Linked DNA regions of Homo sapiens: region 2 is linked to region 1. A link is a loop called in an ENCODE intact Hi-C map of the cell type or tissue named here. Cell type or tissue: CD4-positive, alpha-beta T cell. All regions are shown on one strand.

What was found. Hi-C counts contacts between places; a loop is a spot of excess contacts. Peaks named below come from ENCODE experiments on the same cell type or tissue, not always from the same donor. Only the 100,000 strongest peaks of a DNase experiment are listed, where the experiment ranks them.
Region 2: it touches region 1 in a loop (2.1-fold over the local background); 1 of 110 quality-filtered maps calls a loop at or near these places.

What each region holds. Positions count from the first base shown.
Region 1 is chr19:41,996,318-42,001,317 of GRCh38, reverse strand. It overlaps GRIK5 (glutamate ionotropic receptor kainate type subunit 5), which reads left to right. Exons shown (of 20, transcript NM_002088.5): 20 at 2,019-2,994. The coding sequence ends at 2,447. Among named protein-coding and RNA genes, the nearest start is that of ATP1A3, 4.6 kb to the right of the region's middle. RefSeq lists a silencer at 4,008-4,067. In CD4-positive, alpha-beta T cell, no CTCF peak of the experiment used is centred here; DNase peaks (open chromatin) are centred at 2,086, 2,617 and 4,027; H3K27me3 peaks cover 3,620 bases.
Region 2 is chr19:41,722,369-41,727,368 of GRCh38, reverse strand. CEACAM5 (CEA cell adhesion molecule 5) reads right to left here. Exons shown (of 10, transcript NM_004363.6): 9 at 17-135. The coding sequence ends at 53. Among named protein-coding and RNA genes, the nearest start is that of CEACAM5, 16 kb to the right of the region's middle. In CD4-positive, alpha-beta T cell, no CTCF peak of the experiment used is centred here; no DNase peak of the experiment used is centred here.

The sequences.
Region 1 (5,000 bases):
GGTGGAGGTTGCAGTGAGCCGAGATTGCACCACTGCCCTCCAGCCTGGGTGACAGAGTGAGACTGTCTCAAAAAGAAACAGAAAGAAAAATGATTTTTATTCTTTAACATTTCCCAGGAGAAGGGGAAACAGCTTACGATTCACCAGTTTGGATAATGTCAGTGGACTCTGGGCTATAGGGGCTGTCCCTACTTATCTGGTACCTGGCCCCGGGTTGATTTAGGTCAGGAAGAATATTGGCTTGGTATGTGAGAGTTAGGTAAAGGGGGAGGTTGGGGGTATAGATTGGTTGGTTTGCACATGAAAGGCAGCTGAGCCCTCTGCTATCTCTAAGGCTTGGCTAGTTCTGGGAGGGGTAGTCTCTCCCCAGCCTGCAAGATGTTTAAAGTGTCAAAACATCCTAAGACACAGAAAATAAAAAACATGATGAATACACTCACATGGCAGTTGGCAGGAGGCCTCAGTTCCTCAGACAAGGACCTCTCCAAGGACTGCTTGAGTGTCCTCACACCATGGCAGCTGAGATCCCCCAGGGCGAGTGATCAGAGAGAGCAAGGCGGAAGCAGAATGTGCAATGGCTGAAACTTATTCTGTTGGTCACACAGACCAGCTCTGACACAGTGTCAGAGGGGATTACACAGGGGCGTGGACGCGGGAGGTGGGATCTTGAAGGCTGCCTGCCTTAACCCACAAATATGTGTCTCCCCTGAAGCCAAGGTCTGCAACTTCAGCTCCACACTTGGTATCTCCACTTGGATATCTGATAGGTGTGCACGTGATGCGATGTGTCCAACATTGGGCTTCTGCCCACCTGTGAGGCAATTTGGTCCTTCCAGTTGCTCGGGCCAAAATATTGGAGCTTTCTTTCACTATTCTCTCTCTTCCATGCCCCGTATCTGATCTCTTAGCAGATCCTATTGGCTCCACCTTCAGAATATATCCAGAATCCAGACCTTTCTCAGGTCGCTCTGGTCCAGCCATCCCTATCTCCTGCCCGGGTTATTGTCATAGCTTCCTCCATGAGCTCCCTGCTCTTGCCTTGGCCTCCCTACAATCTGTTCTCAACACAGAGTGATCCTATGAAAACACAGCACTCCTCTACCTAAAGCTCCCCAGTGATTCCCGTCTGACTCTCATTCTGATTTTCAGAATGAAAGCCAAAAATCCTTCCAGTGGTTTATGGGCCTTACCAGAGCTGGCCGCCACTGCTCCTTTGACCTCATTTTTCTGTCTTCCCTGTGCACGCCCCCCTCCAGCCATGCTGACCTGCTTGCAGTGCCTCAGACGTGCCAAGTCACTCCCACCTGGGCATTTCGGCCCTGCCCGGTTATCTGTCCAGCAGGCTGGCTTCCCAGGTCTCCAGTGGCTCACCCTGTCTTTATTTAAGGATCCTTCTCTCAGTGAGGTCTTCCTTGACTGTCCTGTCTCAGAATTCATCGTCACTCCCTACCCATACACCTTAGGCCTCTTCCCGATTTTCTTTCTTTCCAAAGCACTCACCACGCCTAACACACTACATACATGTCTGTTATCTTCTGTCTCTGCACACTTGAGCATAACCTCCACGAGGGCTGGGACTTCTGTCTGTTTCCTTCTCTGCCATATCCCCAGTGCTCAGAACAGTGCCGGGCACACAGCAGGCCACAGGTAAATATGCCTTGCAATAATGAACGCATGGATGAGGGGCAGAAGATGGGAAATCAGGAAGGAAGAACTGGAGAAAATTTAGAGACAGTGAAAAGACCAGAGGAAAGAGAGGAGCTTAGGTGGAAGGTGAAGGGCAGATTCAGGAACAAACGCAGAGTAGAATGGAGACATTGAAGATAAGTGGGGAGAGGTGGAGAGGGGAGGCAGAAAACACGGGGGAGATAAAGGGAAGAGAAGTGGGAAGGGAAGCGAGGGCAGAAGGAAGAAAGACCCGGGCGAGGAAAGGAGGAGGAGGAGTGGGATGTGGAGAGGGGCTGGGGGAGGCGGGAGGCGGACTGCGCCGGGACGGTGACCGCCCGCGCCACCCCCAGGTGTCGGTGTGCCAGGAGATGCTGCAGGAGCTGCGCCACGCCGTTTCTTGCCGCAAGACGTCGCGTTCCCGCCGGCGCCGACGCCCGGGCGGCCCGAGCCGGGCCCTGCTGTCACTGCGCGCGGTCCGCGAGATGCGCCTCAGCAACGGCAAGCTCTACTCGGCCGGCGCGGGCGGGGATGCGGGCAGCGCGCACGGGGGCCCGCAGCGCCTCCTGGACGACCCGGGGCCCCCCAGCGGAGCCCGACCCGCCGCCCCCACCCCCTGCACCCACGTGCGCGTCTGCCAGGAGTGCCGGCGCATCCAGGCGCTGCGGGCCTCGGGGGCCGGCGCGCCTCCGCGTGGCCTGGGCGTCCCCGCCGAAGCCACCAGCCCGCCCCGGCCGCGGCCTGGCCCCGCCGGCCCCCGGGAGCTGGCGGAGCACGAGTGACCACGGGCGGGGCTGTGCGGGCGCCCGGACTGACCGAAGGGACGGGGCCCGCCCCAGGCCCCAGCAGTCTCCGCTCCCGCAGCGGGCGCGGGACAGGACTTGTGCGCCGGCGCCCCGGACGCCGCGATTTTGCCTTTGGTTCCCCGCGAAGTCCGAGGCCTGGCTCTGGAGCCCGCCTGCGCCCCCCAGTGGACTCGCGAGAGGGTGCCGCGGGCGAGAAGGGCGCAGGAACCGAGGACTCCAGGGGCTGGGGACTTCGGGGGCGGCTCTGGGAAGCGGAAAGCAGTCAGCGGAGAGGACCCCATTCTGGGACTGCTCAGGCTCCCCAAGACTTGACGCAGCCCCCCACGCTTCTGGAGGTGGGGAGGGCCTCTGGACAGATGGGTGTCCCCTGGTGCCCCTCCACTCTTCTCTTCCTCTCTTTTTTGGGGGGAGAAACCTCGGAATTTCTATGAGACCTCCCCCAGGGAGGGGGTCAGTTGGGCCCCCATCCCTCCCCTTGCCACATCGCAGCCCCTGTTGGAATAAAAAAAAGAACAAAACCCCAGAACTGGGGATACCGTCTCTCATTTCCTGGGGGTGTGAGGGCTTTGGAGGCTTGGGTCCCCGGGGCACCTGCTGAGAATCAGAGTGAGCCTCGATGGTTACTTCCATGCTCTCTCCACCCTCAGCCCTGCCTACAGGCTGCAGGCCAGCCCGGGTCCCAGCAGCTGGCCCCTCTCCACTGACCTTCTCTCAGGACAGAGGGAGGCTGCGACAGAGACCCTGAGACAGATGGAGAGATGCAGGGATCTGGAGACGCGGAGACACCGGAAGCGGAGACACAGAAAGACAGAAAACAGATGGGGCTGGGGGAGGGGAGGGCCAGTGAGCTGTTGAGTGTGGCCGTGCCTGGGGTGGCGAGTGTGTGCCTGGGCCGGGGTGATTCAGTGACGTTGTGATCGTGTGTGCACGCATCTGCGAGGCCATCTTCAACTGTCTGTGGCTGTGATCCCGTGTTTCTGTTGAAAATGTACCTCCCCAACCCCCAAGAGAGGAAGTGAGGAATCCCAGTAGACTGGGGGGTGGGTGGGCGGGCAGGGGTGGGAGAGGCTGAAGGGCTGATGGCGCAGGAGAAAGGTGGGTCCGCCTTCTGTCCCCGCCCTCCCTGCCCCGCCGGAGGTTTCTGTGGAAACTGCAGCTGAGGAAGGACGAGTGAAGGTCACACAGCAAGAGCCAAAACGAGGCCGAGCAGAAAGGGAGAGATGGAGGGATGGCGAGAGACAGAGATGGGGAGAGACAACGAAGGGGGCAGAGTGGGCGGGAGGGGGATGGGGAGAGAGAGCTAGAGGACACAGAGCCGGCGAGACAGGGAGAGAGGCTGGGTGAGGTGAGAGAAGACTGGAGAAAGAATAGAGGGCTGAGACCAGAGGTGAAGCGGGAGGGTAAGATACACCCGGAGTTGGGGTGAGAGACAGGAAGCCATAAAAAACTAAATGGAACCTGGAGGGGACTGGAACGGAAAGGAAAGCCTGACTGGAAAGGTCCCAGAGAGAGCGAGGCTGCGCCCGTTCCTGGGCGGCGGCCCGGGGCTTGGGAGCTGTCCGTTCAGCACCCAGTTGGCCAGCCTGAGCCCAGAGCGCCCGACTTCCCTCCAGGGCCCGCCTGCCCAGCGCAGTCCTGGCAGGCCGGCCACACCCTGGGAGACCCCTCCCCGCACACAGCGCCCCCCGTCGCCACCCGTCCCCTTCTGCGTCTCAGACCCTGGTTGCGTGCCCCTCGGACAGGTGTGGGGGCAGGCACCAGCCTCTCTCTGTTGTCTCGCATCTCTATCTCCACGTCTCTTACACACTCCAATCAATGTCTCTGCCCTTGGGTCGGACTCTTTGTCGAGGTGACTAGAACATGATTACAGACATTTCTGGTTTCTCCCCCTTCTCTGTCCCAATGCCTCGAGGCCAATTCCCTCTGGGGTCTCCCCCATTTCTGAGTCCCCGGTCCCCTACCAGGTTTCTGCTCAGTCTCCCCCTGGCCTTTATCTCTGAGTCTCCCTGGTTTACCAAGCCTGTCTCTGCCTGGCTGTCTACGTCTCTCTGTCTCTGTCACCTTCACTGAACTCTTCCGTTGCTCTGTCTCCGTGTTCTCATCTCTGCATCTGCCAATCTCTGTCTGTCTTTTTCAATCTGTTTGTATCCGCCTCTCTCTGGTTCTGGGCTGCCTGTTTCTCCCTCTGTGTCTCTCCTTCCGCCTCTCACATCTAGCTCCCCTATTCCCCTTTATCCCTGTGACCTTCCCAGGTCTTTCCTTCTCACCGCCCCCCCTACTTCTGCAGAGCCTCACCAGGAGCACGATGCACAGTCATCAGTCTCATCAGGCTCGTGCCTGAGGAGAGAGTGCATGAGGGGGGACGTGAGCTTGTGTCTGAGGTGGGATGGGAAGGGCTCAAGGCCTCCCCCGGCCCAGCTGGAGAGCAAGAGCAGACAGAGCCTAGAATCTCCTGGAATCCAGGCCTCCCCCACCTCCCCAGGCTTCCCCATCTCCCCAGTCCCATTCTCCATGGTCCAGGCCCATGCC
Region 2 (5,000 bases), 270 kb after region 1:
AGGCCATTATACCTACCAGTCTTCCTGAAATGAAGAAACTACACCAGGGCTGCTATATCAGAGCAACCCCAACCAGCACTCCAATCATGATGCCGACAGTGGCCCCAGCTGAGAGACCAGGAGAAGTTCCAGATGCTGAATCGTCCGTCATGGAAAGAAAAGAGAAGGAATGAATGTGATGTTATTTTACAGTGGGGTGCCCCAGGTTCCAGCTCTCAGCATGAAGCAGTCTCTACTTGTTGCTTCAAGGAATGCATTAGTTTTGTGGGAAAGTTGCAATTTTTTCTCTCTCACTGTGTTGCTAGTTGGTGATCAGTCTTCTGTCAATTCCACCCTGGCCTGTCTGCACTCAGCTATTTCTGAAGGCTTTGAAATTTGAGAAAGTCTGATTGCTATTTTTGCGTGTCATTAGAACTTTCTATCTTTTCATGGTTGCATCTTTTTCTCAGTGTCTCAGTTGTGGTAGGCATAAATAAGTCTGTTGGGTCTCTGTGGCAGGGACTTGATTGGCAGAAGGCCCAGGCTAGTGCATTCTGTATTTACTAAGTCCGTTGCACAGAGAACTCGCTTCTCATGGGCTCCCACCAGGGGAATGAAAAGCCCAGTTCTGGGGGACTCTGCTTCTCTCTCATGGGTGAGGGGCTTGAGGACGCCCCACCAGCCTTGTGGAAACTCTGAGAACTGCATCACTATCTAAAACTCTCTCCTCTTTCTCCTTCTCAGGAATCAGATCTGCATCGTGGTCTGAGGGCTCTCTCAGGCTCCTCCCACTTCTACTCCACTTTTCCTCATGGTGGTTCCCCCCGGTAAATTATCTTGCACCTCTAATTCCATCTTGGCTGAATCTCAGTGGATGAAAACTAACATACCAGGCTTGATTCTTTGCACTTAACTTTTTTTTCTCTCCCCCATTTTTAGCCAGTAACCATGTCCTAGTGGGTTTTCATTTGGGGCTTGGCTCTCACTAGTCAACTCAGGCTGATGATTAATGCTATGTTAGCTACTGTAAATGCTTTTCTGGCATCTCATTTGATCCATACAATAACCCTGTTGGGTAGGCATGATTTCCATCTTACAGATGAAATGACAGAGACTTGGAGTGGTGAAAAAACTTATCCAAAGTCATATAATTAGTGAGAAGTGGATCTAGGATTTGGCTCTAGAACTGCCTAACTTCAAGCTAATAATAACAGTAGTGATAATAGCAGCTAATATTTATGAAGTTTCCCTCTGTGTGTAGCATTTTGCTGAAAGCTTAATCGAATATTACATTAAATCTTTAAAACAATACTGTTAAACAGTCATTCTTATTGCAATTTTCATTTTTCCTCCATTTCCTGGTGATGAGAATTATTACAATTTTCAGTTGAAGAATTGAAGGCTCAGAGAAGTTAAGAATCTTGTGTGAGAAATTTAATGGTAAATACATTAAATATAAAGAGAGATCTCAAATCAACAACCTAACTTTACAACTTCAGGATACAGAAAAAGAACCACCTCAAACCACAGATAGTACATGAAGGAAATAATAAGGATTAGAGTTTAAATAAATAAAATGGAAAATTGAAAAACAATAGAAGGAATCAATGAAACCAAAAGTTGGTTCTTCAAAAAAGATCAACAAAATTGACAATCATTTATTAGATTGACTAAGAAAAAAGAGAGAAGATTCAAATTACTAAAATCAGAAATGAAAATGGAGGTATAGCGGCTCACACATTTAATCCCAGCACATTGGGAGACTCAAGCAAGAGGATTACTTGAGGTCAGGAGGTCAAGACCAGCCTGGGCAACATAGGCAGACACAGTGTCTACAAAATTTCTTTAAAAAACTATCCAGGCTTGGTGTCACATGTCTGTAGTCCCAGCTTCTCAAGAGGCTGGGGCAGAAGATCACTTGAGCCTTGGAGGTTGAGGCTGCAGTAAGCTATGATGGCACCACTGCACTCTAGCTTGTGCTGGGCTACAGAGTGAGACCCTGTCTCTTAAAAAAAAAAAAGAAAAAAAAAAAGAAAATGGAGATATTGCTACCAATGCTACAAATTCTACAGAAATATTAAGGACTACAAGAATGCTATGAATAATTGTATGCCAACAAACTGTTGAATAACCTAGATGAAATGGACAAATTCCTGGAAACACAAAAAAATTTAATAGGCCTATAATTAGATAGAACCAATAAAAGCATTTGACAAAATTCACCATTCTTTCACAACAAAAACACTCTAATTATGAATGGAAGGAAACCACCTCAGCATAATAAAGGCAATGTGTGAAAAGCCCAATGCTAACATGATACTCAATGGAGAAAGACTGAAAGCTTTCCCTGTAAGACCAGGAACAAGACAAGAATGCCTGCTTTTGCCACGTCTATTCGACACAGTATTAGAAGTCCTAGCCAGAGAAATTAGGCAAGAAAAAAAAAGACATCCAAATTGGAAAGAAGTAAAATGATCTGTGTTTTCAGATAACTTGGACTTCTCTGTAGAAAACCCTGAAGATTAAAAAACTTGTTAGAGTTAATAAATAAATTCAGTGATGTTGCAGGATACAAAATCAACACGCAAACATCAGTTGTACTTCTACACACTAACAATGAACAATCTAAAAGGAAATTAAGAAAAAATTTCCAATTCACATTAACATAAAATAGTATAAAATAGTTAGAAATAAGCTTAACCAAGGAGGTGAAAGGATTGTACCCTGAAAACTATAAAACACTGCTGAAGGAAATTAAAGACAACATCAATAGATGGAAAGACATTTTTTTTTCATGGATGGGAAGTCTCAATATTGCTAGGAGGACAATACCACTCAAAGTGAGCTGCAGGTTCAACGCAATTTGTACCAGAGTCCCAGTGACATTTTTTGCAGAAATAGAAAAACATATCCTGAAATTCATATGGAATCTCAGGACTCTAAATAGCCAAACAACCTGGAAAATAAAGAATGAAGCTGGAGGACTCACACTTCCTGATTTCAGCATTTGCTATAAAGCCACAGTAATCAATACAGTGTGGTATTGGCATAAAGGAAGATATTGAAACCAAAGCAATAGAATATAGAGCCCAGAAAGAAATGCTTGCATATATGGCCAAATGATTTTTGATAACGGTGCCAAGACCATTTAATGGGGAAAGGACAGTCTTTTCAACAAATGATATAGGGAAAGCTGAATATCCATGCACAAGAACAAGTTGAATCTTTGCCTGATACCATATATGCAAATTAACCTAAAATGGATCAAAGACCTAAATGTAAGAGTGAAAAGTATAAAACTCTGAGAAGAAAACATAGGGAAAAAAGCTTAATGACATTTAATTTCACAGTCATGTCTTGGTTATAACAACAAATAGGCAACAAAAGAAAAAAATTGATAAACTGGACTTCATGAAAATTAAAAACTTTTTTTTTTTTTTTTTGACAGAGTCTCGCTCTGTCACCCTGGCTGGAGTGCAGTGGTGCGATCTCAGCTCACTGCAAGCTATGCCTCCTGGGTTCATGCCATTCTCCTGCCTCAGCCTCTTGAGTAGCTGGGACTACAGGCGCCCACCACCACGCCTGGATAATTTTTTTTGTATTTTTAGTAGAGACGGGGTTTCACTGTGTTAGCCAGGATGGTCTTGATCTCCTGACCTTGTAATCTACCTGCCTCGGCCTCCCAAAGTGCTGGGATTACAGGAACCACCGTGCAGGGCCTCGAAAATTAAAAACTTTTATATATTAAAGAACATTATCGAGAAAGTGAAAAGGCAACCTATGAAATGGGAAATATATTTGCAAATCATATATCTGATAAGGGATTAATTTCCAGAATATATGAAGAACTCTTACAAATCAACAACCACAAAAATCCAAAATCCCAATTAATAAATGGACAAAGGACTAAAGTAGAGATTTCTCCTAGGAAGATATACAAATGGCCAACAAGCACATGCAAATATGCTCAACATCACTAACACTTAGAGATATGCAAGTCAAAGCCACAATGATACTCCACCTCACACACATCAGGATGGCCACAAAACAATAAGTGTTTTCAAGGAGGTGGAAAAATTGGAACTCTAGTGCATTGCTGATAGAAATGTGAAATATTAGCTACTGTGGAAAATGGTATGGTGGTTCCTCAAAAAATTAAATAAATAATTAACATTTGGGGCCGGACACGGTGGCTCATGCCTGTAATCCCAGCACTTTGGGAGGCCAAGGCAGGCGGATCACGAGGTCAGGAGATCGAGACCATCCTGGCTAACACTGTGAAACTCAGTCTCTACTAAAAATAAAAAAAAAAAAATTAGCCAAGCTTGTTGGCGGGCACCTGTAGTCCCAGCTACTCGGGAGGCTGAGGCAGGAGAATGGCGTGAACACGGGAGGCGGAGCTTGCAGTGAGCCGAGATCGCGCCAGTGCACTCCAGCCTGGTCGACAGAGCGAGACTCCATCTCAAAAAACAAACAAACAAACAAACAAACAAACAAAAAAAAGAATTAACATTTGATCTACCAATTCCATTTCTGGACATACACCAAAAAGAATTGAAGGCAGTGATTTGAACAGATATTTGTACACTGATGTTCACAGCAGCATTACTCACAATAGCCAAAAGGTGGAAACAACTGAAAAGTCCATTGAAAGATAAGTGGATAGAAAAATGAGGTGTATCCATACAATGGAATGTTCTTCAACCTTAACAAGGAAGAAATTGTGATACATGGTGCAAAATGGATGAACCTTGAAGACATTATGCTAAGTGAAATAGGGCAGACACAAAAGGACAACTATTATATAATTCCATTTTTGTAAGATCGTTAGAATAGTTGATTACCTAGAGACAGAAAGTAGAATGGAGATTACCAGAGTTTAGGGGAGAGAAGGAGTTACTGTTTATTGGGTACAGAGGTTTAGTATGGTAAGATGAAAAAGTTCTGGAAATGGATAGTGTGATGTGATGGTTAGACATGAGTATAAAAAGACTTGATTTATTTTTTCCTTTTTTTTTTTT